Linked DNA regions of Mus musculus: regions 1, 2, 3, 4 and 6 are each linked to region 5. Evidence: chromatin loops called from intact Hi-C (ENCODE). Cell type or tissue: heart. All regions are shown on one strand.

Region 1 (5,000 bases), 93 kb before region 5:
CCATCCTGCTGTAACCCCAGTTCCAGAAGATCCAACACTCTCTTCTGGCTTCCGAGGCACCAGACATGGCCATACTGTACCTACACACATGCCAGCAACACAGATATAAACATAAAATAAAAATAATGAATCTTAAAAAGAAGGAAAGGAGGGAGGAAGGAAAGAAGTGCAGGAACATATAAAGAATAAAACCACGACCCACAAATTCAGGCCCTGCATAATATTTATTAATGTACAGAAAGTACAAGCATTTGGTTAACTAACACATTGAAAAGGGCACAGTGAAAATGGAGTGCAAAATTCCTTCTGTTATCCCTCACACAGCCAACTTTGGAGAAATGTATACATACACTTTCATATCTATTATCTGTAAGCATTTTGAATATAGAAAAATAACCTCAAGAATCTGATGTCATGGTGACACAGGGCTATAATCCCAGCACTTGGAACATACAAGCAGTAGGATCAGGAGTTCGAGGTCACCCTGGGCTACAGAGATTCTGTCTTTTTAAAAAATGGACAGAACATCACAAGGACTCTGTGGGACAGCGATTCTGCTGTGCTGTGGGGGACCCAGAGCCCATCTGAGTGGGAGCATTGTTTCCATGTGTTCCTATAGTTTACACACATCTATTCTTTACGTTTTATAGCCTCTGGTTTCATACATCCCCTCATTTGAGTAGATCACAATTTCATCAGCCACTCCCATATAGATGGATAATTTATCTTCTCACCCCACTACAAAACTCTCCAGAGAACTTCTTGTGCACACATCACAGCAAGTTCTTATCAATGTCCAGAGGAAATTCTTACCAATGGGGATCCCAGAGTCTGTAAATATAGGTCTTACTGTTATGGATATGGCTAATCCTCGACTTAATTATAAAGAAGGGCTTCTCTAAGGAACAAAGGTTTTCCTGATTTAGCTTCCCTTTGACAAGGCTTGACCCCTTGAGAATCATTTTATTGTCGTCGTGTTGAATGATTGTGTATCTGATTGCATGGGTAAGAAGGTGGATTCATGAATGAGAACAAGACGAATCCGTGGCGTGCCAGAGGGCTTGTCACCTCCGTCCCTGATGAGGAGAGAGGGAGGCATGAGCTGAAAGGTCCCCTGAGCCTCTACCTGCGTGTCACCCTTGAGCTTCCCGTTTAGGACAAGTGTTCCTCACTGCTGGCGGTGTCACAGAAAGGCAGTGGATGCTAACCTTGGGTCTGGATTCTCTCAGGGCTTCCATTGTGCAGTTCCAGCTAGCCATTGCAGTGATCTGTAATGAAGCCAGGATCTGTTATTTCTCTTTAGATTCAGTGGGTTGATGGGGCTCGGCAGATGGCTTTTGATTGAGGTCTTAGCACAACCTTAATGCTTTTGTTGACTGACTAGGGCCCTCTTCACATCTGTGAACAAGGGATAGTGGCCAGGAGGCAGAAAGACAAGGTTGAGGGGGTCTTGTGCTAAACAGATCTGGGAGGTGGAATCAGAATCAGCCCAACCATAGGAACCAATGCTGAGGGCGGAAGCTTCCTTAAAGTGAGAATAGGAACTGGGAGACACAGACAAAGATGAAGACATCCACCTACATGGGACCAGTGTGACAACACTTGAGAAGTCACACTAATGACACTACGCCTCAAATCCAGACAGTGAGGAGAGCATGGCCTCTCTCAACCTAGCAGTGGCAAATGGGGATGCAGGGTCGTGGGCTCACGTAACAGCTGAAACACTGAGGCGTCTGCCTCAATCGTCCACCCAGTGGGGCATCCCTCTACACCACCTCTGCAGACACACAGACATCCTCAGAGACAGACTTGCTTAATGCCTTTCAAGTCAATCTACCTTCCACCACACATCTCTGGACACCTTTATACAGTAAACTAAGTGCTAACACTTAAGCGGTTCCTATGGGCTCAGCACTGGTTTGTGCACTTGGTGTTATTCCAAGTTGTGTTTACAAGAATTCTGTGAAGTTACAATTGGGAGTTGAGAGAAAAGCAACAGTAAAAGAAATTAAGCAACTGCAATATTTAAGAATGAAATTTCTGGAAATCTCTGAGCCCCAAAGGTCCTACCATCCTGTATTTCTGTTTGTTTTTATTATTATCTCTGTTCAGATTTTTAAAAATTTTTTGGACTTTTAAAATTATATATATATATATACATATATATATATATATATACATATATGCATGTATGTGTATATATACATATATATGCATGTATGTGTATATATGCATATATATTCATAGACTTATATTCTTAAGTTTGTAAATACAATTTGCACAGCAGTTTATACAATGTTGCTTATATGTATATGGTTTCAGGGCTGATACATTGGATAAGATAAGCTCTTCATTGGGGAAAGACTATTTCTCCCACTCTAAGCATTTCTTAGTTGTCTATAGTTCCTTGAGTAGGTTTAGGGCCCAATGAGAGTTCCCTCTTCCATGTTAGTGTGTCTGGAAATATTATGCTTGTTGGGGTCTTGTTTAAACTTTCTTTTATTTTTAAATTGTACATGTGCATACATGTATGGCATTAGGGCATGCATATTAGAGCAGGTGCTCCTCAAAGCCCAGAAGGTCATATCAGAGCCTCTGTGGCTGGAGTTACAGGCAGTTGTGAGCCACCTGATATTAGTGCTGGAGACTGAACTCTGGTCCTCTGCAGAAGCAGTTCCTGCTCTTAACTGCTGAGCCATCTCTCCAGCCCCATTACTACTTTTTAAATCATTCTTCAATTATATATATGTATCTGTGTGGGGGTATGTGCATATGAGCACAGGTTCCCCTGGAGACCAGAAGAGGGCGCTCAATTCCCCTGTAACTATAGCTTTACAGGCAGTTGTGAACCACCTCATGTGAGTACTGATAATTAAGCCTCTTCAAGAGCAGTGTGTACTCTTAACCACAGATTGTTAACTATTCGTCTTACTCTTTGGGCTCTTTGGTTGTTTGGTTTGTACTGGGGACTGAGCTTGAGACTAGACATTCTGGGCAGACACTCTATCTTTGAGCCACCCCTCCACTTGTCTGATTATTTGAGATAGGGTCTCACTAAATTGTCCAAACTGTCCTTGAATTCACTCTTTAGCCCAAACTGGCCCTGAGCTTTTAATCCTCCTGCCTTAATCTCCCAAATTACAGGCCTGCACCACCAGGCCCGTAGGTATGGAGAGTTATTTGTTACATTTTTCAAATAAATGTAGGCATCTACTCCATTCCCTGGAAGCCTTTAGTCTTCTAGGGAAAGACTCTCCAGCACTTTCTTGCATTCTGAACACAAAAGACTTTGTAGTTTTGATTAAATGCCCTTTGTGGAACATATTAAGAATTCTTCTTAAAATATTCTTAAAAACCCCACCTGTTCCAGGTAGGATCTAGCCAGTGTGAAACGCAGCGCGATGCCTGTTGTATCACAGAAGCTGTCACAGAGGAGATTAGCTATGCCTTATAGCCTTCCTAGTATCTTCCCAAACCGCTAAACTCCCTAAGTTCCTAGCATACAATAGCCCCAAGGTACAGCAGGACAATTGGAGTGGCTTCCTAAATTAGGGCTTTATATCTTGTTTTGTGCCTTTACTGATACACTGAAATCAGTTGCCCACCTTTTTAAGTACTAAGACCCCCTTTAAACACAGAGACCCCTGCCCTCTAAGCATGGAACTCCCACCCTCTAAGCACAGAGACCCTGTCTTCTAAGCAAGGAGACCCTGCCCTCTAAAGTCTCTCAGTGTAATTTCCCTTGTTGCCAGACTGCTGCTGGGTCTCACCATAACCAGCTGCCCCAGCTGCGGATTTGAAGGATGTCGTTAAAGGACCAGGTTTCCTCAGTGCCTGTCCACAGAGTCAGAAGTAGCACCTGTTCTCTTCACACTAACAAGCCCTCACCCTGGTCTGGGCACACCAGTGACACAACTCTCACTACGATCATGTATGCCAAAGGGGCCACACTCCTCTGACTGCTTCTCTTGTGTTTGCCCTCATCTTCTATCTCAAAATCTTTCTTTCTTCTCTGAGTCTCCCACCAGGGTTTGACAGGGTGGAACCTTCCGACCCTCGGGGACAGGACTTTTACCTGATTCTTATAGACTTGCATCCTGTTTATCTCATTTTATTGTCCCCTCTGCAGTTGGCCCTTTATAACATTCTGAACTTCAGTTATCTCTGCTAGCTTTTGTCATCTTCAGGGGAGAAAACATGAGCAGGCCAAGGCAGTGATAAGAAACAACAATACAGAACACACATATACTTAACACACAGATACACACAGATACATACATACATACATACATACATTACATACATACACACATACTCATACATACATACACATGCACACACATACTCATACATACATTGCACATACATACATACATACATACACACATATACACATGCATATGCACATACATACACACACTCATACATACACACATAAACACATACATATGCACATACATACACACACATACACATTCACACATATACACACTCATACATACACACACATACACATTCACACATATACACATACTCACACACACACACATATATATATATATGTATATATATATATACACATACATACTCACATATATACACACATACATACATACACACACACATACACACACTCACATACAGTCAAAAACATACATACACACATATACACACACATGCACACACACTCATACATACATATGCACATACATACATACACACACTCATACATACACACATATAAACATACATATGCACATACATACATACATACATACACACACACATACACATTTACACATATACACACACTCATATATACACACATACACATTCACACATATACACACACTCACACACACACACATATATATATACATACATACATATATATATATATACATACATACATACATACATACATATATACACACACACATACATACATACACACATATACACACTGACATACAAACACACATACATGCACACACATACAG
Region 2 (5,000 bases), 680 kb after region 5:
CCGGCCGGTCACAGAGTTCACAGAACAGCCTCAGCTCCTCTGCAGGGTGAGAAGGACATAGGATGGGCTTTCCAACCTGGCTGTAGCCTTTCAGGTCTTTTAGGTCCACCATGGTGTGATATGTCGTCTTCTTCTGTCGCCTGGAAAGAAGCAGTTGGGGACAGGAAGTGAGGAAACAACTCTAGAGGGGGACAGTTTGGCAAAGAGGTTCTAGGGGTTAGATTTGAGTCACACTCCTCAGAATGTATTAAAAAAAAAAAACTACAGGATCCTTTTTGCTTCATTATTTCTCTACACGGTGAAGCACATGCCTATCTGAGTGTTGTTATTTAGGACACAATACATAAATACTTGAATTTGGCATGGGATACATCTTCAAAGGTGCAGTGCTGAGACTATATTCTGAGAGACTTTTCACTCGAGGTAATCTGGTAAGTTTAGACAAGAGTCACAGCCCACTTCCTAAAGCAGGGTGGAAGGCTAACACCAAGTGGTAAACCAAGCCAGATGGATCTATATAGCAACGAAAGCAGCCAGCTGGCTCCTGCAAACTCTCATGTTTAATTAACATTTTTGTAAAGCAGTTCCCTTGGCCAGTGACTACATCGCATCCACTGGCAGGCCAGAATTCTCCTTAAGAGTCATCCGCATTAGTAGAAAGCGAAATCAATAGGTACTAAGTTCTCTTGGATCCCTCCTTCCTATAGATTTCTAAGGGACTCAGGGAAATCTCTAGGGAAAGGCAGGGACTGCTCACAGAGTTCCCTGGCAACATCCCATCAACCTGAAGTGTGTATGCCTGTTCTGCTACTAGTGCAGATGCAGAGAAAACGGTCAGCTGTTGAGCTGGCAACAAGACAGTCATAGGGATAATCACAAAGTTACAAATAGAGAGCTAAGACAACTGTTCTGTTGGTAAGGCCAGAAAACAAGGGGAGGCCAGAACTCAGAGAGAGAGAGAGAGAAAAAAAAGCCAGTTCTAGATTAACCCAAAACCTTGTTTAGTTTTGTATTCTGATGCACTAGAGTGGGATGGAAGAGAAAATGGGACAAAGACTAGCATCTAACAAGCTATTCCGTGACTGTGATAAAAGGCAAAACACCCCAATTACCAGCCTGCTGTCCAGGTCAGAGGTCTGAGTTAAGGCACAGTCAATGGACACCTACACTGAGGTGACCTGTTTAGTAAAAAGAGCAAAGAAGAAGGAACTAGGTCTGAACTGAGGATTCGGTTCAGTTACATGATTACCAGCTGTGGGACTTGGGCGAAACACAAACCACTGCTGGGCTTCCATCTCCTCATTTACTAAAGAGGGGTGAAGTAGCACCCACCTTTCGGTAAGAGTTACAATGATCAGATGAGATCAAGCGCAGGGTGTATGCTAGCACAGTAATCCTCTCTCCAGCACACGGTCCGTTTTCAATAGATTAAACAATTGGTGATAGAAGAAAACTCAAGGTGCTCTATAAACCGAAACCTGCCCTGCTTTTGTTACTACAGCTATCAGGTCAGCGGTGCTAACCTCCGTTCTAGAGCTTGCGATCTGTTTGCACAGTGTTCTTTGCACTTTGACAGTGTCTGCGAAAGCCTTCTTTTTGACCTGCTCACCAAAGGGATCTGTGTCTTGCTTTCTTTGCACTCTACTCTTACGCCACAATAAACGGGGTACTCCCTCTTTACCTATGAGCCTGGCAGCAGAAGTGGCAGAGATTGGCTTTGCAGGTCTGACACCTCTTCTCTACTTCTCTGTCGCTGCACAGGTCACACACCAGGCCCTGGCCTTCCCCACGCAGGTTCTCCAGCAGCACATCATTCATGGCCAGGTGGTCTACCGTTAAAGCCTTCACTCCACCCAAGGGCAGGTCCACTTGAGCATCACATACCGGACAGAGGATGCCGATCTGTGGCTGCAGGCTACATAACTCGGGGTCCTGGAATACTGACCCCTCAGAGCTTGTATCTGAGTCACCCCCACGGATGTCCACTACTGAGAATGGATCCAGCTTTTCCAGACACGTGGTGCACACTGTGTGCAAGCAAGGCAAGAGCCTGGGGACTTTGAAAAGCCTCAGACATGTAGGACAATGAGTCTTGCCTGAGCTTCCAGACGCGTTCGCATCTTGGAGTTTGTGCACGAAACCCAGAAGCGGCTTCCTGATTTCTGACATCTTCCCCACGTATGTACCCAGTATCACAAAAGGCCCTGCGCAGTCCTCTAATGCAGGTTAGATTTACTCAAAGACAGAGTTCCAAGATCTTGAACACTGACCATGAGGACTCTCGTGTTGCCAAGTAAAAGGACAACCAGAAAGAGAACGCCTCTGAGGAACCATCCACAGATCTCCGGATTTGTGGTTTGGCCCTTCCTTTCCACTGCATCCCACACCAGTCACAGCCACACCCTCCTGGATCACCCACATCGTCCTCCTCGCAAGCGCTTCTAGAGCTAGTCCCCAGCTAATTCTGCCACCACCACCCTGACCCCAGCATTTCTTGTCCTCCAAGGTCACCCTCCCTCCCGCCCCCACCACGCCACAAGCGCGCCCTCCGGGCGATGAGGTAGTGGGTCCTCGGGCTCTCCCAGAGTGAGGGGCCAGGGGCAGCCGCCTCTCTGGTTTGCCTAGGAGGCCCTAGAGCCGTCGCCCCGCCTCACACCAATCCCAGACCAGGATTCTCCGAAGAATCCAATCACCGTCCGAAAGGGGCGGGCCTCGCAGTTCGGAGCCATGTCGTCCTCCAGAGTGACATCACTGTCATCCAATAAGTTCAGCAAGGTCCACATCCTCGCCGGCCACTCGCGCGGCGAAAGGAGAGGGAGCAAGGGAGGGCCTCGTGCAGAACCGGGAGGAGGAGTCTGGGAGTGAGCGGCGTAATGTGGTTGGCGTCACGAATGTGAGCTCCTGCCGCCGGAGAGGCCTCTGGATCGTTGAAAAGCCTGCGCTGAGGCTCCACCCCAAACTCAGATAGGGTTCTCCCATTGGTGCGTGGTACTGTCAGTCGGCCGAGGTGTAGCCCGAAGCATTCTGGAAGTTGTAGGCAGGCTCTCGGTTGCAGAGGCTATAGCGAATCAGCGGCCACCGGGTCAGTTTCCTTTCTGGGTTTTCCAAGTATTTTTTCTGCCCTGGAATCTCTTACGTACAGCGTGCTCGGAACCAGAACCCTCTCAGCTGGCTAGCTTCTGGCATTTTCCAGGGCAAGGGTACCTCCGTGTCTGGTTCCAGAACTAAACTTAACTGAAAAGTTTAGAACTGCTGCTCCGCGGAGCTCCACTGAGTTTCCCGGGTGGAAGCTGCTTTGAATCATTCAAGACCAAGACCGGAGAGACACACCTCACCAGAATTCTACAGTAACAGAAGTTGTCAGGGTTGCGGGGGGTGGCCTACAGAGCAAGTTTGGCATTTGTTTTTACAATCAAGGGGAGCTCCTGGTTGGTCACAATGGGGCAGTGGAGGATGTCACTGGGACAAGTCCCTTGTAGGTCCGACTAGTTAAAAAGTTGGGCACACCTGGTCCCTGAGCATAATTATTTCTTTGACGCCTTAAAGAATTTGCCAAGAGTCTCAGATTCATTCATTTGGAGACTGTTTCCTACACATGGGGTCTAAGGCACTGACTGATCTCTGAATCCAAAAATTGTAATAGCATGGCTCCGTAGTTGCTATCTGTTCCCATTCTTCAGATGCGTAAGCCTCTGTCTATCTCACTGTTTTCCTTTACAGTCTTCCATATATGATTTCAACCCATGCATCACTGTTTCAGGGACCTCTTTATTAGAGATGTCATAGTATAGGCATAGCTGTCGAAGCCTATGCTTTTACGAAGTATGGGCCTTCGGTGGAAAGAGCCCCAAACTATGAAAAGATGAAATTAAAAGAAAAAAAAAGAATTATCTGACTCTTCGTAAAATATGTTAAAGTAGAGATGTAGCTCACTGATCCAGTATTTGCTTAGTATGTTGAGACTCTGGGTTCTGTCTGTGGTACACGTGTGAACACAGACACCACACACACACACACACACACACACACACACACACACACACACACACAGGTCTGATTTGGTCTTTATTGTGAGGGTCTCGAGAGCTGGTTCTAACTTTAGCATAAGTAAAAACGTTATCTGCTAATGAATGGCTCAAAAGCCATTTTTACATAACAGTCACATGACCTCCCAGTGTAAGGAGTCGGCAAAGGTCTTAAAAGTGAAAGTGGTCCTTACCCAGACTTCTCCAGCCTTTCTCTCCTGCGCTGCCCTGGCCGAGTCCCCTCGCTTCACCGCAGTATGCTGAAGCAAATTCCAAAAGCGGTGTGGACTTGGCTTTGCTATATAGTGTTGCTCTGAACCTGCCCTCCTCTGTGCTTAGCCATGCTTTGTCTTATCTCTTATTCATGCCATATATTATATTTCCCATAGGGTGTATTCTGACTTCTCTGTTGGAGGAGTGCTGTATAATTTATATGCATTATCTCATTTAATCTCCCAACAGCTTATAATAGAGCTGCCTGGGAGGGGTCGAGTGGTCAACCCAAGCTAGCATCTGGGATGGGAACAACAGTCTTAAGATGTCATGCCTAAGATTCTGCCCAGTCCCCTCTGTCCTTCCCTTTCTCAGCTTCTTGCACATCAAATCCCTACCTGCCTTCCATGGAGAGAGAAGATGGGGCTATCTGGAGAACATCTTTCCGTTCTACTTAAAAGTCTATGCATCTTCTCTCCTTTCTCACGCCATTGATTGCTGGTTTTCTCCCAACCTCTTCTGCCTCTCCTTATTTTGCTAACACTTTTCAGTGAGTCCTTTACACATTCTTTCTCCCGAGGACTGTGATGAAGTCCTGAAAGAAAACTCACCCTCCCTTGATCCAGTTCCCCTCAACTTAATTAGCGCTGGTGGCTCTCACCACTGTGGTTCTTAAACTTTGTGCTAGTCTCATCACCGATGTTTTGTTCTTTCTCTTTGGTGTGTAGAGAATGAGTGACAACATTCCTGGACTTTTCTCAG
Region 3 (5,000 bases), 52 kb after region 5:
TCACAATATTCCACATAACATTGCTTCTGGCCAGAGAACCAGCTTTACAGCTAAGGATGTGCATCAGTGGGTTCATTCTTATGAAATTCAGTTGCCCTACTGTGTTCCCCACCATCCTGAAGCAGATTGACAGAATGGTGGAATGGCCTTTTAAAAATACAGTTACAGCACCAAATAGGCCAGTAGTGCCGGGCTTGGGCCGGCTTTTCCGGAAGACTGTTTATGCTTTGAATCTCATCTATGGGACTATTTCACCTATAGCTGCAAGTCCAAAGGACCCCCTTTAATATAATCAAATATATTGGTCTGTTGCTCTGGGGAATCCTCACATGAATACATGGCAGTTGTAGCTCTGTTAGATAATCATTGTTCCTTTCTTAAAGAGACAGGGAGAGGGTTTGGATAAAATAATAATACTGTAAAAACGTAATGACGCCTAGTTCTTCTGGTTCTTAGCAAATACTTAAACAGTCATTGCTACCATTTGTGTTCCATATTATAAACGTTTCTAAGATGCACATTTTTATTTACATGAACAAATTCACACTTTCTTTTTACTTTTTTTCTTTCCTAAATATCCACTCTCTTGTCTTTCTCTTCTCTGTCTCTCTGTCTGTCTGTCTCTCTCTCTCTCTCTCTTTCTAAGTTTCGTGTAGCTTAGGCTGGCCTCTAACTCCATAAGCAGCCAAGAATAATTGTGAATTCCTGATCATCCTGCCTCTTCCTCCTGAGTGATCCCTGAATGAGGCGGGTGACCCCTCGGGGCTTCCTTTGCTGGGAGCACTCTACCAACTGAGCATCTGCAATCCTATGTGGGGTATTTCTCTAATCAGATTTATTTTCTTTAGCTGAAACATGAAACATGAAATTCCCAAACCAACGGATATCTGTAACCTTATAGCTCTTTGTGTACTACCCACCCTGTCAAGTTACTTTTCCAAATAATTACGATACATAGCAGGACGGGAAACAGGAGAACCATCACTAGCCCTGGGAGTTGCTATTGGCTTTTTGCAAGAATTGGGTTTTTAGGGACGAACCTTCTACATACCCATCAAGAGGAGTGGGTTGGGTTTTTGCTGAATTCAGGGCAGAGCCAAGTGAGAGAGGAGGAACAAGCCCCAGTCAGGAAAGGGCCTCTGGGGTCAAGTATGAGGATAGAGATAAGGAAGTCAGCAGGTTCTCTGTTGGTGCGGGAAGGGGCAGGGCTGCCAGTTCACAGTGGCCCACCAGGAACGCTGCAGGTAAGCCAGCAAGCAAATGATAAGAGATTGCTGAGATCTAATGGTGATAGGAAGGGTGGGAAGAGGGAGGGTACCCATACCACACACACACATACACACACACACACACACACACACACACACACACAAGAATAATTAGAAGAACCTGATAGGGAAGCCAAGGACCTTGACACTTGGGAAGGAAGCCTAGCTGCTGGCACCCAACGCACTGTTATGTAAGCCACTCTGTCGGGTGCTCAGTGCAGACATGACATAGTATTTCAAGTGTCTCGTGTTATCCCTTTATGCCCTTATCCTGATCTTTCAGTTCTTTCTCCTGCATTCTATGCAGTGAAATGACCCCCCCCCCCCGACTCCACAGATACACAGGTAAGCTGCTCCCCAGGGAGGAAGGAGCTATCCCTTCTGCCTAGAAGATTCTTCCCCCAGAAACCCACTTGGTGCCCTCCTTCATTTCCTTTAGACCTTTACATCATCACCAAAGACTGTCTGGGGCTTAGACCCTGGCCTACCCTGACTCTTGATGCCAGAGCCCTCTTTCCCAGCTCTGAGCCCCAATACCTTCTCTGTACTTTCATTTACTAGGACTCACAGTTTTCACTTCTCTCCATTTAGAAGTGAGAACTTGTGAAAAGAAGGAGAAACAGGAAGAGGAAGAGGAGGAGGAAGTGAGGAAGGAGGAAGAAAGGAAGGAGGGAGGGGAGGAGGGAAGGAGGGGGGAGGGAGGGGAGGAGGGAAGGAGGGAGGAGGGAGGGGAGGAGGGAGGGGAGGAGGGAGGGGAGGAGGGAGGGGAGGAGGGAGGGGAGGAGGGAGGGGAGGAGGGAGACTACCTTCCTGCTGGAGGGATTTTTGTCCCTTTCCTTCACTGACTTATCAAGCATACTGAAGTCTGACATAGTCATACATGTCTGACAAGTAAAGGTACTCAGTCCTTGATGAACAAATGAAGAGCATTGGGTGCTGATGCTTGGTACATGTATTACTGTTTCAGGGCTTACCCCTGGATTAGCCATGCTAAAGATGGCATCAAGGTCCACAGACAGCTCTCAACAGCCCTCTATATAAGAACATTCTCCTGAATGTCTATCAACGGGAAACTGAGACACACAGGGCCAAAAGACCTGGCCTGGACTGCGGCTGCTGCATGGAATGCTGAGTGCCTGTCGCCACATCTCAGGCAGCCTCACTTTGTCCCCATGCTGGGCAATGGCAGGGACGGTGACTAGAATGTCCCTTGTCTAGTGTCCTAGGATGACGATGGTAGGCCGGGACAGCTGTTGCTCCCCAGCATTGGTGTAACCCTGCACCACAGCTGGCCACCGCCCAGCAGATAAGAATTCAGCTTCCAGCCTTGGCTCCCTGGTAATCAGCAGAGTCCAGATCGCCCTGGATCTGCCCCTCACACGCGTGCCTGGGAGGACAAGAGAAAAGGAAGCCGAGAGGGCACAGCAAATGAGGTCAGGGAGAGGCAGGCAATGGAAATTCTAGACTCACCGGGAGCCAAGGGGGGGGGGGGGCTGGGAGGCTGGAGTTGCTGGCTATGCTCAGCGGGCACCCAGTGGGCAGAAATCCCATTGCCTGGTTCTCCTGGGGCGGGGGTTGAAGGGCAGGCTGTATCTCTGTAGTTGTATTGTGATGGCGAAGGAGGAAACGAGAGCAGCTGATCCAGCCGGGGCCGGGAGTGCCCACGTGTGCACAGACCCGCCTTTGTGTTCTGGGCCCGGACAACGGCTGCATTCTTCCCCCACCTCAGTGACGTCCTTGGTGGACATGTCCCCAGTGCACATGGTCAAGAGATTAAGCGGCTATGGATCAGATGATACGGCAGTCCCTCTAGTACCCACTCTGCTTGGGCTGTGGCGACCCTTGTCACCGAGCACAGAGTGGGTAGGTAGCTGGCCCCAGCCCTGCCAGTAAGGCTCACAGGGGTCTCTGATAGCTACAGTCTCTGCCTCTCAGAGGTCAGAATTTCAGAACTCAGGTGCTTGAGGGGCCCTGAGAGCCAGTCCACACCTCAGTGAAGTGACAAAATCAGAGACAGGGACCATCAAAAGCATATCCTGCCCAACCTCAGTGAACTTTCTGCTAGTTAGCCTTACTGAGGTGACAGGATCTGAAGGGGGGTGGGGATGGTGCCAGTTGGATTTCTGGGGGACAGAGCTTCTAGGCACAGGGATACTCTGACACTGTCCCAAGCTGCCAGTGTGTGTGTAGAACAGGAGAAGAGCTAAGGTAAGACCACCGTTCCCATGATTCCCAGCCTCCCACCAGGGGCCTTAGACCACATCCCAGAGGAGCCAGAGGGAGACAGGCGGCTGGCTCCATGGAAGAAAGACTTGTCACTAGTCTGTCTCCTAACCCCAACCGATAGTTTCCGAAGCAAATGGTTTTATGTACCAAAGCCAAAGGCAACAGATGAAGCACCCAGGGTGTTGTTGCCTGCTACCCTGCTTAGTCACACCGCAGGACCACTGATGGCTCAGCTACTTTGGGAAGGGCATCTTTCTCTAAATGTAACAAAAACATCCTTTGACTAGCACAATGGCCACTTCCCCTGGCCTCCTAGGCTCATCCGCTGCTCGCGGCTGGAAAACTTGCTTCTCCTTCCAAGGAAGACAACTTCACACTGTAAGATCTTGAGAGAGAGATTATCCTCTCTAACCCTTCATGTTCTCACCATAAGATGGGGCAGCAGGTAACAAACTTGTAGCCAAGCCTGAGGCTTGAGCTGATCTCAGGATAAGATGGGGTTTATAGTCCCCGCCCTCATTCCCTCACTGAAGTTGTCAACCTGTGGGTTGCTACCCCTTTGCGGGGGGGGGGGGGGGGTTGTATATCAGATATTCTGCACATCAGACATTTACATTACGATTCATAACAATAGAAAAATCACGGTTATGTAGTAGCAATGAAAATAATGTTATGGTTGGGAGTCACCACAACATGAGGATCTGTATCAAAGGGTCACCGTGTTAGGAAAGTTGAGAACGGTTCCCTCACAGGCTACTGTGAAGTTCGAATAAAATAATCAGTGAAACATGAGGATGACAATGACAATGATAAAGACAGCTGCCCCTGCTGTTACGGCTGCTGTGCTTGGTTACTGTACAACTGTGCTATATAAAATATCAAGGAGATACATACGTCATTACATTTCTCTTCACCTTTAATGATTATATATTAAAGTTTCCTCTTTTTTTAGTATACAGATCTACGAAGTTTAATGTATGGACTTAGGAGGGACTCAAAAAGTCCCCTCACACTATGTCTTTGCACTCGCAGCTGAAGCCACTCCTAAATCTGGATCCGTGATCCATCTTCAAGGTGTTTGTCCAGAACACCCCACAAATGAAGTGCCTCCACGCAGAGTCTTTTAAACTTGTAGTTGGAGATAATACATATCTCACACCATAGTAAGAATGATAAGAGAGTCTGCCTCTACCCCATGGCCCCAGTGGTAATCTTGTAAAACAACCAAGAAACAGGGAGACTTCCCCCTCGTGCCTCCTCTGCTTCCACACCCTGCTGTTCCTTAGCTCCTAGCAAGCACTGATGTGCCCTCTATTTTGTGTTTTGTTTGGGGTTTCTTTTTTGTTTTTCTTTGACCCAGTGTAAATCTTTGGAGACATGCCCAAGTCATTGTGTGTATGAATTGGCCATTCAAGTAACTATGGCCAAAAGAAATATTCAGCATATTCCATCACCCCAGAACTCCCTACTGAGTGTTATTCAATGGCATAGATGTGCCACAACTTG
Region 4 (5,000 bases), 200 kb before region 5:
CTTGCTCTCATCCAACCCATTCTGGAAATGTCGCCTTTTGACCCAACTTAATCGGGAGACTCCAGAAACTGCTAGGTTTCCCTCTCCAGCAAGCCATGTGCATCTTCCTCCATCCCTGGAGGACCATTGATGAAAGGCTGCAGACCTCCTGGACTCCACTCCTGGCCCCAAGGACCAACACTGCTGGCTACCTGTCTGCCACGGTTGGTTCTTGGATTTGCTTCATCTGGTGGAGAGCTATGTATTTCTACATCAAGAATGCGTTTAGGAAGGTTTTAGAATCCGTGCAGTTAACTCAGCATTGCAGCCCTGTCACGTGAGAAGGTGCTACCCTGAGGGCTAATCTGATAAACTACAGTCTGCAATAACCTGATCCAAGCCGGATGGACCCCCACGTCCCCATGCTGCTCTCTAACTATGGTCCCAAGTTAATATTCCCCACGTATCTAGGCCAAGCCATCCCCTTGACCCTGTAGACTTCGGCAGATCCGGTCTTGCCTCCCATCCCACCATCCCATCCCGATACACCAGCTCACCCCACGAGCTAGAATTCTTTTAAATGCTTGCACACTGAGTCATATTTTTTCAGGGCTCTGTTCCTTCCAGTGGCCTTTCATCACCTCATTTAAAAGCTCTCTACCATGGCCTGCAAGGCCCACACAGGTCTGGCGCCTGCCGTCAGTCTCCTGCGAGCTGTTCACCCACACTGGCTCACTTTGCTTTGTTTTGAATAGACCAAGTACATTTCTGCACACCTTGCACCTATTTGTCCCTTGGCTCACAAGCCTTCCGTGCCATATGTCAACATGGCTCAGTCCTCCCAGACCAGCTTAACTCGGCGAGCTCCCCACCACCCTGTTACTGTCCCTATCTGGTTGGCTTGTTTTCCTATTGGAAAATAACTCCACTCAGATGAGGCTTGTTTCAGTTGTTCACTTCTGAATTCTGCACCCAGAACTATGACTTGTGCAGAGCAGATGCTTCATGGATGCTTGATAAATGCAGACTTGGATAGATGGATGGATGGATGAATGGATGGATGGATGGATGGGAGGAAGGAAGATGGGTTTTCATGCATTTGCTGCGTTGAGGCAGGGGAACTGGACTTGATCTCAAGTTTTGCAAGGCTCAGAAGAGGCTCTTCATAAAGCAATTTTGAGATGTTGAAAAATCACAGTGAGAAAGGAAAAGGACCTCTGGCTCCAGAAGCCTGTCTCTGAGAAGTGCCTGCCTCCTCTCTCTGTGCAGCCTGATAGAGCAGACCTGAGAAGGCACACTGATGGGCCTGCATCGCAGCTCCCTACAGCTGGTGTCTGCTATCCTGACTGGGATCCAAGGTGCACTTCGAGGGCTGTGTGGACAACACACACTCTCTCTGCTTGTAAACAATGCTTGTCAGCAAAGCTTTCAGGCTTTCTCCCTTCCTGCCAAGCCTGGGAACAAATAGCAGTGGTCTTGGCAGAAGCCCTCCCTCCCCATTGCTTTGTTTCTGAGTCTAGACCATTCATTTCCTCTCATTCAACAGCTTTGCTCTGAGAGGGAGTCACTTTCCTTTGCCAGCTTTAGCTTTTAAGTCCTCGTAGCTCATGACTCTCCTGTCAGGACCCAACCCGGGGTGCTTGGATACAAAGGAATGAGAGATCAGTGCCGAGTGTCAGGGAACTGTGCCGTAATTGAGCAAATCACATCTCCCAAAGACAGCCCAAACTTGGTCAGAGTTGTAGACTCTCCTCCCCACCTGGAGGGGGATGGGAATATTCTGTGGGGCAGTCAACATTAGGGCGGCTCGAAACAAAACCTAACCTGTGGTTTCAGGCCCAAGAGGCAACCATGGATGGAGAACTCACTTAGTGAGCCATGGGCCCAAAGGGTCTGGACTCCTTTTCTTCTTCACCCCAAGCCCCATAGTCTTCTCTTATTTTGCCCTTTCCTCTTTTGCCTCCTTCTAGAATATTCTCCTTTTGTCTCCGTGGTAATGGTCATCAAAAATGTCCTCTGCCCTTGGGTCTCTCTATGTAGGATTCACATATGTGAAACCTGTCCTTTATGACCAGGACAGGTGTTCCAAACGGAGTAAAGACCTACAGCAGACCAGCAGGAGATGCGCAGGGCACACTTGGCGATCTCTGCTGGCTGACTGAGATCTGCTGCTTGGCTGTGGCAGCCCCGCCTGTGCTGTGCGGTGAAGACGTCAGGGGGCGCTCGCGGCTTCTCTCTGGCTGGCTGCTGACCGTGGCCAATGGCAGCGGAGGAGAGCAGTTCGCCACACTGTGGCCCTCTCCCACCGCAGACAGGCTATCCTGACCCACAGGCTCTCCATGCTCTGGATGAGGCTGGCAAAGGGGAGTGTTGACTCCATGGGGACAGTCACAGTACAGTCCACCCTGGACACACAGCGTGTGTCCCCCACCCAGTGCAAGCGTCCCCCACCCAGCTCGGCACAAAGACAACAGATGGGTGGAGGGTGAGAATGTTCCAGAAAAGAACAGTTCAGGCCCCTAAAATCCACGGATATGTGTTCTGTACATTTCCTGTTCTTTGTGCTTTATCTCATTTCATCCCTCCAACCATCCTTTGAACCAGGGTAGGCATTATCAATTTATTCATAAACATTTGAGAATCACAGACCAAAAAAAAAAAAAAAAAAAAAAAATCCAAGGTCACCGCCTGGGCATGCGTATAAGTCATCACTAGTCATTCACAGTGCAGGTGACAGAGAGGCACGTGGAGAAGCCGACCAGGATGGCTTTCCAAGTGGAAACCTCCCCTGTTCCTGGCTTGGTCTGAGGGGAGGGGGTGGGGCATGTTCCTGCCCTTGCTTGACCCGCCCTGTCAGCCCTGTCCGCAGCAGCGGGTCCTCCCAGAAGGTAGATGGGCGGAGCTCTTGAGGTGACAGATGGGGGAGGAAGACTTCTTAGGATTTGCCCTGGACTGAAAATTTCTGGTCGCACCTTTGAACCCTGTAAAGTCCTCAAAGCCTTCTGTTTCAGAAGCTAATCACGCGCTCTCTCCACGGGCCCGGTGACCTTTGCAATGCAGTTAGCCTTTGTTTGCTTTTCTTAAAAGGCCTGCAATTTATGATCCGAACAATGCCCCTTAGGCCAGGAAGAAAGGAATTTGAGGGTCCAGAAAGACTTGGTTTTCTTCCAGCCCTTCACCTCTGAAGCCATAGTTCCTCAATAACAGTGTATAACATTAAGACTGGGAGTACAGGGCAGGGGATTGATCTATAGCTTTGTGTCTCGTGGAGACCCTAGCAAACAAGAATATCCCAAGGATGGCAACAATAAAATCCAATCTACCAGCATCGTGCACCGAAGGGGAGGCTCGTATTTTCGGGTATGACTTGTTAACCAGTTATGCGTGAATGTGGAGAGGGGCATGGATTAGGGAGCTTTCTGTTCAAACAGAAGGGCTGACAAAACCATGGAATCTCAAATCGTCAGACATTCAACGGCCTTTTCTAAGAACCATGGGAGACAAAATGTCTACCTGATCCAGCAAGTCATAGGACACCGGCCACCACCACCCCATCCCCAGCTTAGACGGTCCCAATCCTCCTTTTGTCCTTAGTGAAGGAAGGAGCCTCCCAGTCCCTTGCCAGGCCAGCATTCTGCAGGTTGGAATCCTGCAGGCTACCTCCAAAATCGCCCTAGCTGGGGGGTAGAGGTGCACACAATTAATCTCAGCATTCAGGAGGCAAAGGCAGCTGGGTCTCTATGAATTCATGGCCAGTCTCGTCTACATAATGAGACTCCATACACGACAAAATGAACTCCACCCCCCTTAGTTGGGTCCTCCTGACTATTTATGGCTCAGGGGTCCAGAGGGACAGGCTGGGCCACTCGTGTAGCTCATATTTTGGCAACCAGCTGGAGATTTTCACAAAGCAGTTCCCACTCAAACCTGTGATGCACAGAGCAAACACACCGAGTGGCGTTGGCTGCCAGACCCTCCCCGCTCTGTTTTCTCTTCCTAGCACCTGACCTTAGCACTTCAATGTCATCTTTGAAGTCTCGCAATCCATCAGCGGCCATGTTCCTGACACACAAAAGCATTATCTGTGACGTATGTTCCTATTAATAGTACCAGCATCTCTGCCTGGACACCCTTGTCACCTGTTAATGTGGGCTCCTGCTGCCAACACCCCACCCCCAACCTTAGCAGCCCCATATCTCTCACTCCCCACCCAGAGCCACTGATCCACAGGTCTGGCCAGCCTCTCCTTTGGGCAGGAACTGCAGTGGACACTTAGGGACCCCTACGAAACAGTTCTCTCACAGTATGGCCAGACACACACACACACACACACACACACACACACACACACAGAGCTTTCTGCCGTCTCCTCCATATTCAGTCTGGAACTTGAGTGATCCTTCTTCCAGCCTGTAAAATCTCCAGCCTTTTCAGGAAGGCTCAGCTCTAAGGCTCCCTTTTCTCAAAGCTTTTCAGAGGCTAGGGCAGGGTCCTGGGTTCACTATCTGAGACCAACAAAACAAACTTTCGCTAAGGATCTCATTCTCCTTTGTTTATTCAGCCAAAAATAGGTATTGTGCACAGACATCAAGCCAGATTCTCTTCCAGGCACCGGAACTTCAATGGCAAATGAGAGCGTTGAGTTCTGTCTGCCCTTGGGGAGCTTGCTGTTACTAGGTGACAGAACTAAACAGGTAAATAAAACCCTGGAGACTGCAGGTGGGCGGTGGGAGGAGTCCGGGTATTGCTTGCACCACTGTCTTCTTGAGCCCTACTTGTGTCACGAAGTTGTCCCTTAGCATCCTCAAGGAAATCTGAGTCCCACTGATCTTAGAAACTTCCCTGATAGCCAGCTTCATCACATCTGTCTCTGTGATGGACCCTTCTAACTGTCGACTGGACAGGGGTTGGAATCACCTCTGAGCATGCCTGTGCGGGAGCTTCCAGAAAGGCTTAATCCAGGGAGGACCTTGAATGTAGGTGATGCCTTGCCACGGGCCCAGGTGAAAAAGAGAAAGCCA
Region 5 (5,000 bases):
TACTTGGTTCTCTACCCATATCCACAACTCTCCACTTCAACAAGGCAGAGTCTTTCCATCTCTTTTTCCATGGGGAGTTGGTTCTATGTTCAGACACCAAAGTATGAAGTTCAAAGATAGTTTAAGTTTCCAAATTCAAAGCAACCCACACAACACACACACACAAAATGGGGGACAGTTTTGCTGCTCCATTTGGAGCCATGTAAGAACTCCAGGACAGGTTAAAAACTATTGTATGAAGTCAAGAGCAAAATACAGGGTTTAATTAGACGTCCATACTTATTTTGCCCTTTCTCCATCCTTGAACACAACTAGAAACCCAGGGTCTCCTGAGAGGCTGTCAGCACCCCAAGCTGCAAGGAAGCAGCTGTGGAGATAAAGCAGCGTCTTGACCTATCAGACTTATCTTGATGAGTGAGTGGATGAGTAAGGAGGACCACAGCCCAAGCATGTGCTTTCTGTATTTTAGTTGTTGTGTTTTCCCATTTAGATCAGAGCCTATAGGCAATTCATCTTAAAGTAAGGTCTTCAGCAAGCAAAGCCTGCTGCACAGTGGCAGTGATCTGCCATGCACAGGAATGCACTTTCTTAAGTCTAGCTAACACTCTGTGACCTCCAGTTGAACTAACAGGGCTGGTACTGGTACTCTGGATTTGAAGGGTCTTTCCCCAGAATCGTGATTTTAAATTTTGCTTATAGTTTCCTCTTCTCTCTAAGCCCCAAACTGATTTAATCAAGTTCTGTAGATCACTGGAAGAGATAAAGGCTGCCTTCTGCTATAAGCAACAGTTGTATAAGCAACCGTTGTTTCTAAGAAGTACTGAGAATTGCTCTATGGAGGAACTGATAACACAGTGCCTAGATGTTTGGGTGTTTCTCCTTCCCTTACCCTCTGCCCACCCCCACCTATTTTTTGCAAGCTCTACATCCTACAAAGCATTGACACTTGAAGTTGATAGGTCTATATCTAAGAAGTTAGTGTTTTCCTTACTTCTAGGTATTTTCAGAGATGGAAATCGAGTTTCTCTTCTGAATCCTAAGCTTTCCCAGACTGCTTGCTTTCCTGAGATTGGTAAGAACAACAACAAATACTTTGTTGTTTCTGATGTTAAGTTTCAGCCATCACAGCGCCTGCTTAGCCACTGAAACTAGAAGCCCCGCCCTGCAACTCTGCCAGGCCAAGAGTGGGATGCGACTGGCTGGAAGTGAGTCTGATGAGACCCTCAAGGTAACCACGGATGCTGTGGATGCTGTTCTTCAAAATGCTTGAGCCACCTCTTTTACTAAAGATGGGTGTTCTTTTGGGTTTTAGGTTTCTCTGCCATAAAAAGGAGAAACTCTCCAACAAACAGTTTAATCCCCCCTCCTCTTTTGCAAGATTTCATTCATACAGTGCTGTGAATGAATTTCTTACTGACTTTTTTTTTTTATATAGTCATTTGGGGGTCATAAGGGAAGGGAAATGTAAGTGATGCGCGCACGCGCGCGTGTGTATATGTCCTGAAGCATTTCTCTAGTGGTGGAGTGAGAGGACCCCAGGACGAAGGAATCAAAGGGAAAGCACCATCCGCCGCCGCCGAAGGATGCCGGCCTGGATTCTGCAGAGAGGAATCCCTCGGAGTCGTGCAGCTGCTGTCCAACCCCGGCCCCTCGAGACCCCAGAAAAGCTACGCTGAGCAAGTAGACTAGCCCCGACTGCGCCGCACCCACTGTGGACCTTCCGCACCCTACTCCGCAGGCTGCTCACTCAAGTCCCCAGTGTTCTGCAGGCGGGAGCGCTCCGTAGCCCTTGAGAGACCCAGACACCCGCGTCCTGGGCACCGGCGCCCTCCTGCCGGGAGCCCAGGGCAGGCAGTCGCTAGCGCGGTCTGGGCCCGGCTGGGAGGGGTTAGAGGCGGAGGCGGAGCTAGCTGGAGCCGGTGTCAGGTTGCTCCGGTAACGGTGACGTGCACGCGTGGGCGGAGCCATCACGCAGGTTGCATATTTTAGGAAGTGAGGAGGAGGCACGGGCTCGAGCTGCGGCTGGGTCTGGGGCGCGGAGCCTCGGCGGGAGGAGGCGGACACGTGGCAGCGGCGGCAGCAGCGGCGGCAGCAGCGGCGGCCTCGGTCCGGGGCGCCGGCCGTCCTCCCTCTTTCCTCCCGCGGCAGCCCTAGTTCCCGCCTCTCGGCTCCCCCGGCTCCGCTCTCCCGGCCGGGAGCTGCTCTCTTCTCTTTCTAGTCTCCAGCAACAGGACCCGGCGCGGGGCCCGCAGCGCCGCCACCATGGGGAAGGGGGTGAGTGTCTGGCGAGCCCGGGCCCCGGGCGGGGGCGCGGGAGGAAGCGGCTTAGAGACCGGGCTCTCGGCAATGGAGGGGCGGGTGCTGAGCGCGGGCAGCGGCCCGGGAGGAGGAGCACCCGGGGCGGCATCTCTGAGCCGGGCGCCTGCCCTGCCTGAGCCCTCTGGTCGCCTTCACCGCGCGCCTTGCGCTTCCTTTCTCCCTCCTCCCACCGTGCCCAGGGGAAGGAGCGCTCCTCCCCTTCCCCCGGGGAGCTCCGACAGGGCCCCCTCGCGGTGGCGGTCCTCGCCGCGGCCCGGCGCCGGCGAGGGCAGCCTCCGGGTCGAGACTCCCTTCTCCTGGAGGCGCTGGGGCTCGGCCAGCTCCCCGCAGAGGCGACCGCCCTCCCCCAAAGGAAAAAAACTGGCTTCCCCTTAGGCCGAACCAGCCCAGCGAAGCTGGTGCCAGAAAGGGTGTGACTTCACAGCCCAAAGATAGCCTTTAAGGTATACTTTTGAGAGCTTTAAAATGGGCCACTGTCCATAACAGGATGTGCCTTTGGTAACTGGTGTTATCGTCTTAACGACGGGGAGGGGTGTGTTGTTTTATGTCGGAGCACAATTCTTAAATGGGGCCAGGCTGACCCTTCAGGGCCGCAGGGTACTGTCAATCTAACAAAGGACTGGAGACTGGGCAGTTGATGGTGTTAGAAAAGCCATGCGGGTTTCCTGCACTGCTGTCTCACCCGAGAGCGGTTCCCGAAGAGAATGAGGGAATCGGGCACGAACAACACTGAGTTCCCACCTCGGTTACTGCTGTCCACCTCGGAAGAGTTAGTTCTTGACCTCAAAGTAGCAGATTAAAAACTTAAAAAAATAACCCTGAAAATATCAGTTCCTAGCTTGAAAAAGCACCAGTCATGAGAATACAGGTGGGAGAGTCCATTCCACCCTTTTCAGGGCTGACCAAGCAGACAAGCTGTAGACACTGCAGGTCCTAAGGCACCCGGGTATATACTGGATGGAGCCAGAGGGAAGCACATTCTTTGGAGACTTGAAAGAGATGATTATAAGACGTGGGCCAGGAAGAGAGAATAGAGACCCCGATAGTGCCCAGTGTGGGCTGGTCGGCGTATGCAGCATCCTAGCAAAGAACTGATTCCCTCCTGGCCTCCACTTTCCACGATGGAAACCGGATCTATGTGTCACACCATCCTACATGCCATCCAAGCCGTTCCTATAAACCATTTATTCCTTAAAGCCCCATCTTTTATCTCCTATCCCTTCGAAAAGTATCTTTGTCATTTGGAGACCTTGAGCGGCTTTTAGGAAGTTCAAAGCCTAGGAAGGTGAAGTGACTTGTTCAAGGTCAAACGGTTGTTTAGTGGCAACAGGTGCTGAACAACCTGTTGCTCTCAGCTTACACATAACATCTGCCTCTGAAGCATCATTTTGTGTGCAGAACTCTGAAGTTATCCTCCAGAAGAAATTGGGGTGTTTATAATAATAAATAATCCAGGAGGACGTTTAAGTCAGAGTTATGCCTTTAGGCCTAGGACAGAGGCACTCAAGTGCTACAATAACAGTTCAACTGAGAATTTAGTTAAGTTCAACCGAAGTGTTTAATGTACCCTAACAGGTGTCTAGTGAACTTAGTATTTGGAGTACTCTATTCTATACATTGGATATTAGGTTGCCTGTGTGCATTCATGTATGAGTGCATGTCTTTCTCTGTGGCTTACAATGGCAAACTGGTCAGAGGAATATTTCATACTGAAATGTTGGGATTTTTCCACATGAGGATTAAAATGTGGGTGGAGCGATGACTAAAACCCTCTTGATAATTGGTTAACCAAGAAGCTTAAAGGCAGCTAATTTTTAAGGTCATTGTGATCTTTCCCCCACCCCCCACCCCTTTTCTCAAGTGTCATCTAGGGTCTAGATGTGGGTGATATCTCCAAATGATTCTTCCTAGCTATCAAAACTGGGGTCTTGAACATTTGGTAAGAAAAATGAAAGTCCAGCTTGCTGAATCATTCCTGGATAAAATAGGATTTTGTTCCTTTTTTCTTATTCAGTGTTTTCTGCCAGTGACTCGGCTTATAGCCTCATAAGGCCTACCACCCACAACTGTTTAGCTCACCCAAGGTGCACATCATAATTGTTAGAAATGTAGGAGCCTTGGCTTGTTTGTTAAACGTTTATAAAAGGTGGGAGAAGGGAGCGTCTCTCTAGCCTTTCATTTCAGTCCTGGGTTTGGTTTACTATTAACTTAGATGCTGAGAAAAGAAATCCTATCTTATGGGTAGTGATTTAAAGACCAGGCAGGGAAAGAGGTGACACAAGGTACACATGTCAGCAGGAATCTTGGTTGTAGGGTAACATTATCAGCTGCCCTTTTGGAGCTAAACTCGAAAGTGTGACTAAATACCCACTGGCTGCTATAAAGCTAGTACTTTAGACTCAAAACCCTGTGAGGCAGAGTCTTCCCAATGGAAAGTGGCCCAGCCTGGACAGGAACAAGTAAGGGGCGCTGACACTGGGGCTGGTCCTGGAAGTCCAGGAAAACAGAAAATAGGCTGTGAGGTTGTTTCCACCTTGTAAGATTGAAACAGTTCCCTGCCTGGAAGGTTATCAGCACTCACACACCCCCACCCCCTATTATAAGGCTGGCCGCTGGCTGTTTGTTAATTTGTAGCGTTCTCTGCTGGCAAGTTTGTAACAATGGTGACTCACCTTGGGGTG
Region 6 (5,000 bases), 320 kb before region 5:
TAAGCCTTTAGTATGCATGCCAATGATTTCAGTAAGATTACAAGTATGATGTACTAACTTACAGAATGTTCTGAGCCCAGCAAATGAAAACCATGTGTTGTTCTCAACACATATGGTGCAGGGTTTTGTTTTGTTTTGTTTACAATGAATGCACTGTAATACAATGATGCTAGGTCCCAGGAAAAGTCAGGCAGTTCTAGGATTTAATATTGTCTTTGCCCACAAAATGTTCAAATAAATAATAATTAAAAAATGTTAAAAGGTACAACTTTTAACTAGAAAGGTAAAAAGAATGCTCAAAAACATAACACTGGTTAAAGAGCAAATTACAATACCATTACAAAATACTGCTTAGGAGAACTGGTAAATCAGGGTAAATAGTACTTAGAGGATTGTATACCCTTTCACATAATCACTCTTTACAAAGGAGATTGTAACAAGGTGCAGTAGGCTGGCTAGCCTGCTCTCTCAGCCTTCTAGAAGACAAAAGCAGGAAGATCAGGAGTTTAAGGATAGCCTTGGCTATATAACAAATTTGAAGCCAACTTGGGATACAGCAGTGCTTATCTTAAATAAATCAAAGATGGCTAGGGAGAGAAAGTGTTGAAAGCCAACAAGCTATAAACACTGACACTATCTAGCTAGTAAAAGAATCACAAAGTAACAAAGCTAAACAAAATATATATAAAAAAAATTCCAAAGTCTGCGAACTACAATTTTATATTCAAATATTTTCTGTGTAGAAAAAAAGTGGGAAAAATGCAAAACAAATAATGAATTATTTAATAAATAACTATGTAACACTAAACAAAGTATGTCATAATAAAAATAACGAAAAGTGGGGTGCAAATACAGCCAGATCATGGTCTAGGAGGGCAAAATGAGCAAGTTTATTCCCAAAACAGTCGTAAATAAAAATGGAAACATTTTTAGAAAAAAAAATAGTAAAAGTTCTTTAATAAGAAACAAAGCTGAGTGACCCCTCTCCTCCCTGCCCCTCCCTCTTCTCACAGAGAGCACTGCCTGCCAAGAAAGCTAGACCATATGGTTAAAGGGAAGTCTTGCTGCTTTATCTTTGTAGTCCTGGCTGCCAGGGATCTCATTCTGTAGCTGAGCCCAGCCTCTGCTTCCCCAGGGCTGGAATCAAAGGTCTGTGCTGCCTCTATGGCTGCTGCCACCACCACTGGCTTAAGCACTTCCAATTCATCTTTTGTGGCCACCACACTGGCTGCTTCCAACCCTGCCATAGTCAACATTGTATCATTTTATTACAATAATTAGGTAGATGACCACTAAAGGGCAGTTATAAACAGCAGACATAATTAATGGGAAATTGTGGAAGCACAACAAGAATGCTTGCAAGACAAGGGGACCTCCTGGTCATCCATTATACTCTGTATTATATTCAGGGGATGGTTCGTTTTAACGATCAAAACCTAGCCTCGGCTGGGAAGGAAGTTCCCATTCACTCAGTGAGGAGCAGTCTAGAGTAGGTTGGCCCTGGACATGCTTCTGAGGGAATTTGTTTAAAAACTGGGTTGTTAGAAAGCCCCCCCCCCCCATATGTGTGAGGCCATTTCATAGGTTGGGCCCTAGTCTGAACGAATGAGTGAGGGAACTAGCTGATCACTGGTGAGCGCATCCATCACATCACTGCCCTCTGTTCTTGTCTGTGGATGCCATGTTACTAGCTGCTTAAGTTCCTGGTGCCTCGACTTCCCAGCAATGATGGGCTCTGAGAGAAACTGTGAGCCAAATAAACTCCACCCCCCCCCCCGCCCCCAAGTTTCTTCTGTCATGCTATTATCACACCAACAGAAAGCAAAGGTAAACTTAGCGATAGTTTAGATTAGTAGTTCTCAACCTTCCTAATGCAGTGACTCTCTAACACAGTTCCTCGTGTTGTGGTGACCCCCTAACCATAAAAATAATTTTTTGTTATTGCATAACTGTAATCTTGCTACTGTTATGAATTGTAATGTAAATATCTGATATCTGACCCTTGTGAAAGGGTCTTTGGTCCTGACCCACATGTTGAGATATGCTGGTTTAGATACTTGCAATAGTTTAAAAACAAAACAGGATTAGGTGTGGGGCCACTAGTAATCTGTCCCCACACTTCTTCAGCCCTGTGCCAAACTCCATTGACAGACCTTGGCAACCATGACCCCCTGCCCTTGTCCCTTGTCCCTTGTCCGTGGGCCTAGTGGGCACTACTAAGTGGATGTCTCGAGGCGCGGAGCTTACATCTGACCCTGTGTACCTAAAGCAAGACAAAGGAGGAAGGGGACAGATGCCTCCCGGCCCTCTTCTCGGAAGGCTCTAGAGCTCTGAGCGCCCCCGCATTCCACCGCTTTGTGCGAAGGGGCGAACCCCGCGGGACACGGCGTGGAGCTGCCGGCCCCTCCCGTGAGTCGCCCTGGCCGCCCGCGCCGCACCCACTTCCTCTTTCCCTTCCGCGCGCCAGCCAACCGCTCGCCAAAAATTCCTGTCACTTCTGACAGGAAGCGGGGAGGCCGCGCCGGGGCGACCAGCATCGCATCTCCGCCGCGACCCCGGACCCGGTCGTCTGCAGGGTCCCGCCTGCGCCTGGGCCCCAGCCCCGCCCGGTTCTCCACCCCCGGCTCGGCCCAGTCCTCTGTCCCCGCCTCGGCCGCGGTCCGCCCGGTCCTCCTTCCCGGTCCCTGCCGCTCGGCCCTCCGTCCCCGCCCGGCTCAGTCCTCGGTCGCTCCGTCGCCCGATCTTCAGCCACCGCGCAGCCAGGTCCTCCGTCGCGGTGGCGGCCGGGTCCTCGGGCGCGAGCCCGCCATGGAGGTGGAGGAGGCGTTCCAGGCGGTGGGCGAGATGGGCCTCTATCAGATGTACTTGTGCTTCCTGCTGGCTGTGCTGCTGCAGGTGAGTCCCCGGCTCCCCGCGGCCCCCGGGGCGCTCTCAGCTCAGGCTGGCCCCAGGTGTGGCGCGAGAGCGCAGGGAGGGAGGGGGCGGGCGGGCGCCGCGCGGTGGCGGGCCAGCCACTGAGCTCTCCCAGGCTGTCACCCAGAGCCTGGCACTGACACTTCGCCACCAGAGCTAGTTGAAAGATGAAACCCATTACCCGGGATCAAAAGGATTCGGCACCCTAACCCCTTACAGAGTGAGACAGAGAAAGCATGGACAACCTGCCCACAAAAGATCAGGTCTAGCTAGTATGGCCTCCTTCAGCCCTCTCTGAGATTGAGGGAGGCTTCCTATTAAAGGGGCTTTCCATCCACGGGAATTTATTTCTCTCTAGTTAAAGTTCTACTGGGTTATTAAGCTCCGAGGCCAGCTTTGGTCTAGGGAAATGATACCATCCACACAGTGTGGTTCATTGTATTGAATTCTCAGAAACCAGCTGCACACCTCAACCTAAAACTCTTGATTTTAGGAGTCCTTGGGCTCTTTAAGAGGTTCATTCTTGTAGTCCTAGCACTATGGAAACTGAGGCAGGAGAAGGATGGCTCTTCTTCTAGGCAAATTCAAAGCCAGCCTGAGCAGCTCAGATTGTCCCTAGGAAGCAGGTCAGTCAGTGGTAAAGCCCTAGATGTGCAAGGCTCTGGGTTTGATCCCTACCACCAGGGCCAGAAAATGAAGCTAGCTCCCTGTCCCGGAGGCTTGCAATCCTGGGATGAAGTGGTCTGTGACACTGACACTGTGAGGCTGACAGCTGAGCTAAGTAAGTTAAGGTATTATTGCAAGGGAAGTACTGGCTGGCCGCGGTTATAACCAGAGCCCACAAGTTGCTTCAACGTTGTGTTGATGCTGCAGCAGGAAGAGAGGCAGTAAGGTAAAACTTAATCTACTGATTCTCTTTCCCCATTAAAATCTTCAGTTGACTTCAGCACCAGGCAGAACATCGGTTCAAGTGGTGATACTTGGAAGCCTTTCTCTTAGCAGAGTAAGAATTAGTATAGAGAAATAGAACTGCAACTGCAATGTCTGGTCTTCATGTATAATGGTTTCTTTGACAATATTCCATCTAACCAGGAGTTCCAAGTATATATCCCCTCTCCTGGCAATCCTTTTGGCCACTTCTCTGCTCCACTTCTTGTGTTAGCATCTTATTTGCCTAGCCAGGTGGTTGCCAACTTAGAATCAAATCTTGAGTGTGGCACTGAGAAGGCCAGTATTCTGGGTCAGGACCTGTTAACTTTCCTGGGCTTTTATCACCTCGTTGCCAGCTGGAGATGCAGGGCCTTGCGCTTTTTATACGAGAGCTTTACTGCTGACCTACACCTTCTTCCCCTCCCTCCCATGCTTTTATTAATGGCTGACCTAGTTCATTGTAGTTTGTTAAGGAAGAGTTCCAAGCCCATGATCTTTTTGCTCAGCAACTGTTGGTTGATTTATGGTCACCATTTGCCAAGTTTTCAAGTGTTATTGGCAATGGATGGTTGTTTATCTTGTAGGTGTGGGCTGTATGGGTTGCCGTGTCCCTGCCTCCACCTGAGTTCCACGGGAAGACGACTTTATAATTCGATGTGTCTGAAAGGATAGCTGATTCTTCTGAAGTCCCTGCTGTGGAGAAGTGATGAGGGTCACACCGTAGCGTTATTGAAGACCTTACTGTACTATAGTCTAAGTCCAGCCCATTGCAATAGAAGAGTTCAGCCATGGAGAGAACCTGCCGTTCTCACTGCCTGCATCCGCAGTGAAAAAGATGCCTCTGATCACAGGCTTAAACACGTGCAAGAAGTCAGAGCAGATGAAGGAAGACCCAGATGAAGGAGCAGTTGCAGGCCCAGCTGCTGTACTGCTTGACCAATACTTGACAGGGGACATGGAACACCGAAGCACCCACCCCAACATTTTGAGCACAAAACCAAAAAGAGCTGCCTTTCACATTCACACCCCCTCCCTAGATCTTGCTTACAAATATTTTTGTAGGTCATCTTAGACAAGAATATCCCAGGCTACACTTGAGTTTGTAATATTAAGTGCATCTTTAATAGTTCCATCTGCTAAAGGATAGCTGTATTGAT

What was found. A loop is a pair of places that touch in the nucleus more often than their neighbours do. Peaks named below come from ENCODE experiments on the same cell type or tissue, not always from the same donor. Only the 100,000 strongest peaks of a DNase experiment are listed, where the experiment ranks them.
Region 1: a loop joins it to region 5, with 2.5 times the contacts of the local background. A loop is called at or near these places in 6 of 42 quality-filtered maps.
Region 2: a loop joins it to region 5, with 2.5 times the contacts of the local background. A loop is called at or near these places in 2 of 42 quality-filtered maps.
Region 3: a loop joins it to region 5, with 4 times the contacts of the local background. A loop is called at or near these places in 8 of 42 quality-filtered maps.
Region 4: it touches region 5 in a loop (4-fold over the local background); 27 of 42 quality-filtered maps call a loop at or near these places.
Region 6: a loop joins it to region 5, with 5 times the contacts of the local background. A loop is called at or near these places in 2 of 42 quality-filtered maps.

What each region holds. Positions count from the first base shown.
Region 1 is chr3:101,694,840-101,699,839 of GRCm38, reverse strand. No RefSeq gene overlaps it. Among named protein-coding and RNA genes, the nearest start is that of Gm33265, 30 kb to the right of the region's middle. In heart, a CTCF peak has its summit at 2,796 (motif pointing right); no DNase peak of the experiment used is centred here; H3K27ac peaks cover 419 bases.
Region 2 is chr3:100,920,081-100,925,080 of GRCm38, reverse strand. It overlaps Trim45 (tripartite motif-containing 45), which reads right to left and starts at 2,588. Exons shown (of 6, transcript NM_194343.2): 1 at 1,682-2,588; 2 at 1-140. The coding sequence starts at 2,169. In heart, no CTCF peak of the experiment used is centred here; DNase peaks (open chromatin) are centred at 830, 1,870 and 2,730; H3K4me3 peaks cover 2,172 bases; H3K27ac peaks cover 2,298 bases.
Region 3 is chr3:101,549,596-101,554,595 of GRCm38, reverse strand. No RefSeq gene overlaps it. Among named protein-coding and RNA genes, the nearest start is that of Gm33162, 15 kb to the right of the region's middle. In heart, no CTCF peak of the experiment used is centred here; DNase peaks (open chromatin) are centred at 1,135, 1,455 and 2,665; H3K4me3 peaks cover 1,172 bases; H3K27ac peaks cover 3,213 bases.
Region 4 is chr3:101,803,590-101,808,589 of GRCm38, reverse strand. No RefSeq gene overlaps it. Among named protein-coding and RNA genes, the nearest start is that of Gm33381, 22 kb to the left of the region's middle. In heart, a CTCF peak has its summit at 2,189; DNase peaks (open chromatin) are centred at 2,299, 2,799 and 4,099; H3K4me3 peaks cover 1,100 bases; H3K27ac peaks cover 3,849 bases.
Region 5 is chr3:101,601,677-101,606,676 of GRCm38, reverse strand. Atp1a1 (ATPase, Na+/K+ transporting, alpha 1 polypeptide) reads left to right here and starts at 1,970. Exons shown (of 23, transcript NM_144900.2): 1 at 1,970-2,274. The coding sequence starts at 2,263. In heart, CTCF peaks have their summits at 1,834, 2,550 and 4,976; DNase peaks (open chromatin) are centred at 1,956 and 2,556; H3K4me3 peaks cover 3,974 bases; H3K27ac peaks cover 3,945 bases.
Region 6 is chr3:101,921,927-101,926,926 of GRCm38, reverse strand. It overlaps Slc22a15 (solute carrier family 22 (organic anion/cation transporter), member 15), which reads left to right and starts at 2,474. Exons shown (of 12, transcript NM_001039371.2): 1 at 2,474-2,895. The coding sequence starts at 2,809. In heart, a CTCF peak has its summit at 3,026; DNase peaks (open chromatin) are centred at 1,096 and 2,536; H3K4me3 peaks cover 2,145 bases; H3K27ac peaks cover 2,424 bases.